Regions from separate parts of the Homo sapiens genome. Here all the other regions are linked to region 2. The links are chromatin contacts, found by Hi-C or POLR2A ChIA-PET in ENCODE. All regions are on one chromosome and are shown on one strand. Each heading gives the region's core, a stretch centred on a gene start or an enhancer-like site at or near the end of the contact. The rest is flanking DNA. Distances are from core to core; before and after follow the strand shown.

Region 1 (2,700 bases), core at 51-2,550, 850 kb before region 2:
CTGGCACAGTCGATGATGTCCTCCTTTTAAAAACACTCTCCCCTTCGGCTTCATGAAACATTCCCTCATTCCCCAAATTCCACAAAACACCAAACCCTTTCCCCTTGAAGCAGACACACTGCCCTAGTCCAAGCCCACATAGCTCTCGTCTGAACCACAGCAGGAATGTCCCAACTGAGCTTCCTGTGTCTCCTCTCACCACCCTGCCCTCCAGCCCACTTGCCACATCACAGCCAAATGAGCTTTATTTAAAATATCAGATTTGATCATATCTCTCTTTAAACTCTTAATGATTTCCAACTTCCATAAGGATAAAGTCCAAAATCCTTAGCGTGGCCTGCCATAAGCATCCTGGTCTGATCTGTGCCTGCCTCTCTAGACTCAGGTCAAATCACCCTCCCCAGCCCTCTCTCCATTCTGGCCGGTGTGATCTTCTTATGGTAAAAAAAAAAAAAAAAAAAAAAAATATTGCATGGACTTTCTCATTTCAGCTGTTCTCTCAGCTTGGAGTGGTCCCCCTCCTCATCTTTGCCTGGCTAACTCCTACTCACTACTCAGATTTCAACTTAAATGCCACTTCATCTAGAAATCTGATTCCCAAGGAATTGGTTAAAGCCCAATATGATCATACAGCTTGTATAGCACTGTAGTTCTTCTTAACAGTCAGCACACCAATTATTACTTATCCAAGGTTTACCTTTACCCCTAGACATGACTGAATGAGAGCAGGGGCCATGCCTGTCTTGTTCATTGCAATGTCCCCAACACCTGGCATGGTGCATATTTTTAATGAATTAAGAAATGAATGAATATACTGAATGCATTAAGAACAATTAAGAGGGACACCTAAACCAGTCTGTAACAGGAAAATGAAGGCCAAGCATTTTCCAAATCTATAATACTATGATTTCTGGAGGAAGAATGCATAGAAAGAGCCAGATGCTTGTAAAGGACAGGTGTATTTACAGAAACAGCAAAGGTGTGTAGAAGGGTTTTAAAAGAATGATTGTTATTCTGAAGTGCTGTAAAATACAGCAGGATCTATGGTGTGAACAAAATCTAATAACTCTGGCCAGTAGCATGTTCTGAGAGAACATATGTTATAGTAGATGAATTTATGTTGCATATGTTTAGCTAAGTAAAGGATACTTACACAATCACTTCTAGAATGAGTCATCTGGAATTAGCTCATGCCCATAAATCAACACAACCCAGGCCTGAAAGAATCAAGGCCTTATACATGCAAGAATTTGACATTTAAAACAAAAAAAAAAGCAGCATTAGCAATCCATAAAAAATGTTAAATCATAAATGTCTAGAGCTGTAAGGAACCTTATATTATCCAGCTCAACCCCGCTACACCTCCTATCATTCTCATCCCAGGGGTGTGTAATATGGGAAGCTGAGGCCCTAGGAGGTTAAGTCACTTTCCTCTGGTTACATGTCTACTTTGTGGCTAAACTGGTCGTAGAAACTGGGTCAGCTGGGCACAGTGGCTCATGCCTGTAATCCTAGTACTTGGGAGTCCAAGGCGGGCAGATCACGAGGTCAGGAGTTTGAGACCAGCCTGGCCAATGTGTGGAAACCCATCTCTACTGAAAATACAAAAATTAGGCAGGTGTGGTGGGGTGCGCCTGTAGTCCCAGCTACTTGGGAGGCTGAGGCAGAAGAATCACTTGAACCCAGGAGGCAGAGGTTGCAGTGAGCCGAGATCTCACCACTGCACTCCAGCTTGGGTAACAGAGTGAGACTCCGTCTCAAAAAAAAAAAAAAAAAAGAAAGAAAGAAAAAAGAAAACAGGTCTGTATTTCAATGCCTCCTAATTATCTGTAACTTTTGATTCTGTAAACTTCAATAAGACTACTCCAAACCATGGCCTGAAGGTGGTTTTCTGGAAACCCTTACCTTCCTCCAGTCTTGATACCGATTCACTATATAGCATATCCTGCGTGAAGAGAAGCCTGTGGGTGCTGCTAACCTCAACACCTACCCCGTACCACCCACACTGCCGAGGGGCTTAGGAGTTCCTAATGGCAGTAACTGAAACACTTTGAGTAACTCCTTTAAATGATGTCCTGTTCTGTGGCATTAAGTAACATCGCTCTCATCTGTCCTTTGTGATTTCTCAGTCTCCCTGCTGTCGTATTTGGGAAATATAAATATTTGGGAATAAACAAACAATGTAAATAAATGTTTGGGAAACTTCTTGTGTTATAGAACATTATAGAAAATATACATATTTGTTTTCATCTATCTATATAGATATATAGATATATATATCTTCTGCATCATGATATTCAAATAATGCATTTTAGTCAGCCCCTTCCTGGACATCTGAGCTCGTTTGGCACAGTCGATGATGTTCTCCTTCACAGTTAGTTCCTGGTTCATAACTCCCACATCCCTTGTTACAGTCTTTCGTTATAATGCTGGGTGTGTTAGGTCTCAGGGGCAGGCCTCAGGAAATAATCTCTTTCCTGCATTCCTTTTACCTGACCCAAGGCAGGATTCTAATGTTCCCTGTCTTTCTGATTGTGGGTCTTAAGAGTCTCCCCGATGAGGGCCTCGCCTCATACCCTGGGGGAAGGAATGCTGATGTCACGAAGTTTCCATAAAAATCCAAGAGGACTGGGTTCAGGGAGCTTCTAGATAGCTGAACACATGGAGGCTCCTGGAGGGTGGAGCCCAGGGAGGGCATGG
Region 2 (2,700 bases), core at 127-2,626:
TGTCAGGAGAAGCTTGTTAGCAAAGTAACCAGAAAACAAAGTTGATTTTTTTTGCTGAAGTAGCCATCAATATATTTGTTACTAAATCAAAGATGCTGAATATTTGGCTGACTTCTAAAAATCTGGTCACCTAACTTTGACACTTCCTAGGTCGTACAGTTTGAAACTTTCACAATTAAATCAGTTTTGGAATTTACAATTTAAGGCAGGAATAGAAGACTATTGGGTTGACAGGTACAGTGAAGATGCAAGTCATCTGAGAATCTTACATCAGAGGGGGCTTCCATCTTATAGCTGCTGCCACGGACCTCGGAGTCAGAAGAAATTTGAGTCCTTATTTATAAAACAGACTCCCTTAGTCTACTAAGTGGGAATTTACGAACTGCGTAGGCAGCCTGCTTAGGGGAGCCTCCAGCCTGAGGACTGAAAATAGCAAAGCAGCTTTAACCGCCAGTCCTACTCCAGAGAAGGGGGAGGTGACGTCACTCAGCAGGACGCCAAGCTCAACTAGAAATGGAAGTAAAGGCTTCTGGCGCTACCGGCAGGGGGCGGTTAAGGACGGCAGGTGTTACCAGGGAAGCTAAAAGTACAGCTTTTGCTGACGTTAAGTCAGATACGCCTGGGAAAACAGACCTGACACCCATTTTAATCCACCTACTCAGTTCCAGGCAGCTAGCATCTTAGGCTCTCGTACAAATAACGCACAACTCGTTTTTAAAACTAAAAAGCTGAGCTACTCATTTATCGGACTCGCGCTGCACGTTAAGTTGCTTGACATGTCAAAACTATAGCATTGAAGTTTATAGCTCACTTATCTCGGAGACCTCGTTTACTTAGCTGATTTCTGCTTTAGCAGCCACTCAGACCAAACAACCTGGTCTCTCCCAACTGGTTTATAATAGTTCTACATACTAGGCAGAATAGCCGAGTAAAGCCATTGAGATGTTACCATCCGAAAGAATACAATCACAGCTCTTTCTGAGAGGGAGTGGGCGGCCCTGAAAAGGGCCATTGGAAGAAAACTGACGAAAAGATTAACCGCCGAAGCCGTACAGAGTGCGTCCTTGACGCTTGAGCGCGTAAACCACATCCATGGCAGTGACAGTCTTGCGCTTGGCGTGCTCCGTGTAGGTCACGGCGTCCCGGATCACGTTCTCCAGAAACACCTTGAGAACGCCACGAGTCTCCTCATAAATCAAACCGGAAATTCGCTTAACCCCACCACGCCTAGCAAGGCGCCGAATGGCCGGTTTGGTGATGCCTTGGATGTTATCCCGCAGCACTTTTCGGTGACGCTTGGCACCTCCCTTACCCAAACCTTTACCGCCTTTGCCGCGACCAGACATGTCTAACCAGCTGACAACAAAAACCAGGTACGCGAAAAGAAAGCAAGCCACGAGCATTTATACACGAACATCGGACCTTATTGAGAACTGAAAGCGGGAGCGAGGATAAGGAGGCGTTGCTGCCTCACTTTTTGCTCCGCCCCTCGAGGGGCAGTGACCTAAGGACTGCGAGGGAGAACACAATAGTTTCACTTTTTAATCCCTTTAGTTTTTCCCTCCCGTTTACGACACTACTATTTGAATCTGAATTTATACCCTCGACTGAGAATTTTAATAAGGGCTTATATTAAGGGCTTTCACTAATATGCCGGAGTGGTAAACTTTTTAAGTCTTTCAAGTGCTTGAAGACATATTGACTATTCAAAGGTACTTAAAAGAGCAGGCGTGAAAAGATCACTCTGGCCTTATGTTTTCTTGAAAGCTGACCTGTTTCTTAGAAGCAGTAGGTGAAATTCTCATATGAAAGATGTTCTCACTGTAGTTTAAAAAAAGCAACATTCTTCTCAAGGATAGGAGGCTGAGGCCAAGAGAATTCTGTACAAACCTTGCACTAGCCCTTGCTGGGCGCTTCTCTACACAGTTATATATTCTAGCCTAAATCCCTTTGCTTTAGCGCATTTTTACATTTTACTAATTGTCCAATTCATTATATAAGTAGCTAACTGCTTTTTTTGGGCTTTCATTACCTTATGAGAGCACCTGTGTCACGTAAAACCTGTGTTAAATAAATGCATATACCTTTCTCCTGTTAATCCATTTTACATTAATTTAATTTGCTGGTCCAGCCAGAGCCCTAAGAGGATGGGAGTGGAGTTTTGCTATCCTTCACACTGTACTGTCTCATTCAGAAGAGGGTGATAGCTCATTGCAACCGTGCCTTCATCTGTAAATCGGGTTATGATGATACTCAGGGGACTTTTAATTAGCTAATGTGAACGAGGCATGAGAAGAGACTGTGGAAAAGAAATAAATATTACATAATATGGTTTAATTTTAGATGTTACTACTTAAAAAAATCTGCTCAGAGTTGGGATATTGTCCTGAACTCTCATTTTCGTGTTTTTACTCCCAACACTATATTGCTAGCAGCAACTATGTATGTATTAGTAAGGATTGTTTTTTTAAAATCACAGCCTGTAATAACGTACAAGGTGTTGACAGATTCCGTTTAGCTTTTCATATGTGACATGTTAAAATTGTCCGAAAATATTCCTTTGTTCTCTTTTCCAAGGTGCAATACAATAGCAGCATTCGTGCTTTCCTATAGCCAAGTCTGGAGTGTAGTTCAACTCTCCATACACGCTTCTCACTGTTGTTTTAAATTTCCTGAAAACATTCTTAAATCACTTCTATT
Region 3 (2,700 bases), core at 199-2,698, 520 kb after region 2:
GGTGCATAGTAGATGTTCAATAAATTATTGTTGGATCAAAAAATTAAGATGAATAACCAAATTATATCAGGTTTCTGACTATAATAAAAGAGAATTATTAAGTGTTGTTGCCAAACTGTGTGCCCAGTGATTTACATGAAAAATTTTATTTCGAAAACCCTATGAGCTGAGTAGTATTGTTCTCATTTAACTTTACATTTAGACAAACATAAATTTAGACATATATCAGCCTGGGTGATCTAGAGGTTTTTTTGTTTGCTTGTTTGTTTTTTTGAGACGGAGTTTCACTCTTGTCGCCCAGGCTGGAGTGCATTAGCGCGATCTCAGCTCACTGCAACCTCCGCCTCCCGGGTTCAAGTGATTCTCTTGTCTCACCCTGCCGAGTGGCTGGAATTACAGGCGCCTGCCACCATGTCTGGCTAATCTTTTGTATTTGTTTTAGTCGAGACAGGGTTTCACCATTTTTGCCAGGCTGGTCTCGAACTCCTGACCTCGTGATCCACCCGCCTCGGCCTCCCAAAGTGCTGGGATTACAGGCGTGAGCCACCACGCCCGGCCTAGAGTTTTTAATAACCAAATTTCTGACCCTCACATCTGAGGCACTGAGCATGGAAGAGTTGGAAAGAAGAGGGAGGGAAACTTATTTTTCTGTATCTGTTCTTGCACCACTACCTTCTTTTCTCAATAGTTGTTGTGTTACAGAAAAAGGGTCCCGATCCAGACCCCAAGGGAGGGTTCTTGGCTCTCCCGCAAGAAAGAATTCAGGGCGAGTCCGCAGTGCAAAGTAAAAGCAGGTTTATTAAGAAAGTTAAGTAGTGAAAGTACAGCTACTCCATAGACAGAGTAGGGTGTTCCTGAAACGCGGAGGAAAGTGTCCACCCTAGATACATACCTGTAAGTATGGGGAGATGTGCTCTGCTACAAGGGTCTGTGATAAAGGATTAATTTTCTTATTATATTTTGTAAGAATCGATATTATTATCTTTAAAGCAAAATTTGGAATGCCTTTGTTCTCCAGATATGGGGACATCTAGACACTCCCAAGTCTGGGTCTGTTTAGTAAACATTATTAATTTGTTCCCTTAACCATAAACATCTAGAGGCTAGGAATGCCTGACTTTCTGGGAATGCAGCCCAGCAAAAGTCCCGGCCTCGTTTTCCTAGCCCTCACTCAAAATGGAGTCGCTCTGGTTCGAATGCCTCTCACAGAAATCCCGCTAAAATGTACCTCCCTCGGTTGCGGTGAGCCGTGATCGTGCCACTGCACTCCAGCCTGGGAGATAGAGTGAGAACTCCGTCTCAAAAAAAAAAAAAAAAAATACCTCCTTCTTCTCTCAAAACTCTCCAATGGCTTCCACCCTGGGTCATCAACATGGCCTGGAAGAGCCGTACTCTGGATACCCGAGGGCGCGGCCCCAGCGCCGCGACGCCCCGCCCCTCTGGCTGCTCCGCTCTGGGATGCACTTCCGACGCCCTCTAGGCTTGGGAGTTCCGCGCCTCTCGGTGTCGCCTGGGGGGCGTGCTCCGGTTGGCGCACTGATTCCCAGTTGGGTAGGGGAGGCTTGACTGAGCTCCCACCCGGAATTTCACCTTAGACCTTTAAAGACCTTGCTCCGGCCTCCCGCGCCAGCGCTAACACCTAGTCCTCTTTAGTGGAGTTCCGGCGGAAGGGGATGGCGGGCACCCGACGGTGGTCTCCTCCCAGATGGCGAATTTCCGCGGCTTCTTCATCTTTTAGCTCCCAGGGAGCCCTCTGGCCCCAGCATGAAGCCCATGGAGCCCTTTTCAAAATTGTATTTTTAAAAGCTTTTAAAAAATACACAGGATTTTAAAGAAAGCCAATTGTACTACAAAACAGTTTTCAAACGATTAAAATAATTTCATAGAGTAATGTGTGCTTCTCATTAATGCATTAAATATTAAACATCAAGACCCGTCTTATGACTGCTGTAATTTTCAAACAGTTGTCTTGGGTATTTGTAACAACTGTATTGTGATACAAAAATATGTGATTTTTCTTTTCTTTTTTTTTAGACAGAGTCTCCCTCTGTCGCCTAGGCTGGAGTGCAGTGGCGTGGTCTCTGCTCACTGCAAGCTCCGCCTCCCGGGTTCACGCCATTCTCCTGCCTCAGCCTCCCGAGTAGCTGGGACTACAGGTGCCCGCCACCAATTTTGTTTTTGTATTTTTAGTAGAGACGGGGTTTCACCGTATTAGCCAGGATGGTCTTGATCTCCTGACCTGGTGATCCGCCCGCCTCGGCCTCCCAAAGTGCTGGAATTACAGGCATGAGCCACCACCCCCGGCCAAAAATATGTGATTTTTCTTGATGACAGAGTCGTAGTTACTTCTCTTTCAATTGTGGTTTGTTACCTGTATTAGTAAGTGAAAGATATGTTAAATTTCAGTTAGAATAGACTAGAATCAGAAATAATCAGAATGCAGTGTGTGTGTTAAGAGTAAGGAATAGTTCATGCAACTTTTGTTTCTGTTACATATGTATGACTGAATTACGATGTAAACTAAACTAAATTGTAGGTCACCACCAAAAAAATGAAAGCTACTGCCACTAGGCCCAAGTTCTGGGTGAAGAACCACGTCTGTTTACCTGGGCAACCCCATGGATCAGGAAAGCAGGGGATCAGAAAGGAGCACGCTAATAGAGAAAAGAGGGAGCCTGTGCATTTTTGTTGCTTTTCAAG

What was found. A loop is a pair of places that touch in the nucleus more often than their neighbours do. ChIA-PET counts read pairs that join two places held with the same protein, here RNA polymerase II (POLR2A). Pooled maps may share reads with other maps.
Region 1: POLR2A ChIA-PET joins it to region 2 with 6 read pairs in endothelial cell of umbilical vein. The contact joins the enhancer-like site here to the promoter of H4C2 in region 2. POLR2A ChIA-PET finds 5 or more read pairs at or near these places in 3 of 52 experiments (IMR-90, PC-9 and endothelial cell of umbilical vein).
Region 3: a map of ascending aorta shows a loop between it and region 2 (2.8-fold over the local background). The contact joins the enhancer-like site here to the promoter of H4C2 in region 2. A Hi-C loop is called at or near these places in 4 of 168 maps with a recorded cell type or tissue (B cell, ascending aorta, endothelial cell of umbilical vein and 1 more) and 10 of 50 pooled maps. POLR2A ChIA-PET finds 5 or more read pairs at or near these places in 4 of 52 experiments (K562, activated CD4-positive, alpha-beta T cell, activated T-cell and 1 more).

Annotation. Positions count from the first base shown.
Region 1 is chr6:25,172,896-25,175,595 of GRCh38, forward strand. No RefSeq gene overlaps it. Among named protein-coding and RNA genes, the nearest start is that of CARMIL1, 110 kb to the right of the region's middle. RefSeq lists an enhancer at 1,838-2,338. Within about 2 kb of position 1,301, at least 13 of the 41 ENCODE cell types and tissues checked have a DNase peak (open chromatin) inside an H3K27ac peak, as active enhancers do; they include PC-9 and endothelial cell of umbilical vein, where a contact is called at or near this core.
Region 2 is chr6:26,025,907-26,028,606 of GRCh38, forward strand. It overlaps H4C2 (H4 clustered histone 2), which reads right to left and starts at 1,377. Exons shown (of 1, transcript NM_003544.3): 1 at 990-1,377. The coding sequence starts at 1,346. The coding sequence ends at 1,035. RefSeq lists enhancers at 990-1,039, 1,070-1,129, 1,150-1,469, 1,446-2,031, 2,032-2,616 and 2 more.
Region 3 is chr6:26,549,168-26,551,867 of GRCh38, forward strand. No RefSeq gene overlaps it. Among named protein-coding and RNA genes, the nearest start is that of TRA-CGC1-1, 3.0 kb to the right of the region's middle. RefSeq lists enhancers at 1-923, 1,183-1,717, 1,702-1,751. Within about 2 kb of position 1,449, at least 11 of the 41 ENCODE cell types and tissues checked have a DNase peak (open chromatin) inside an H3K27ac peak, as active enhancers do; they include B cell and ascending aorta, where a contact is called at or near this core.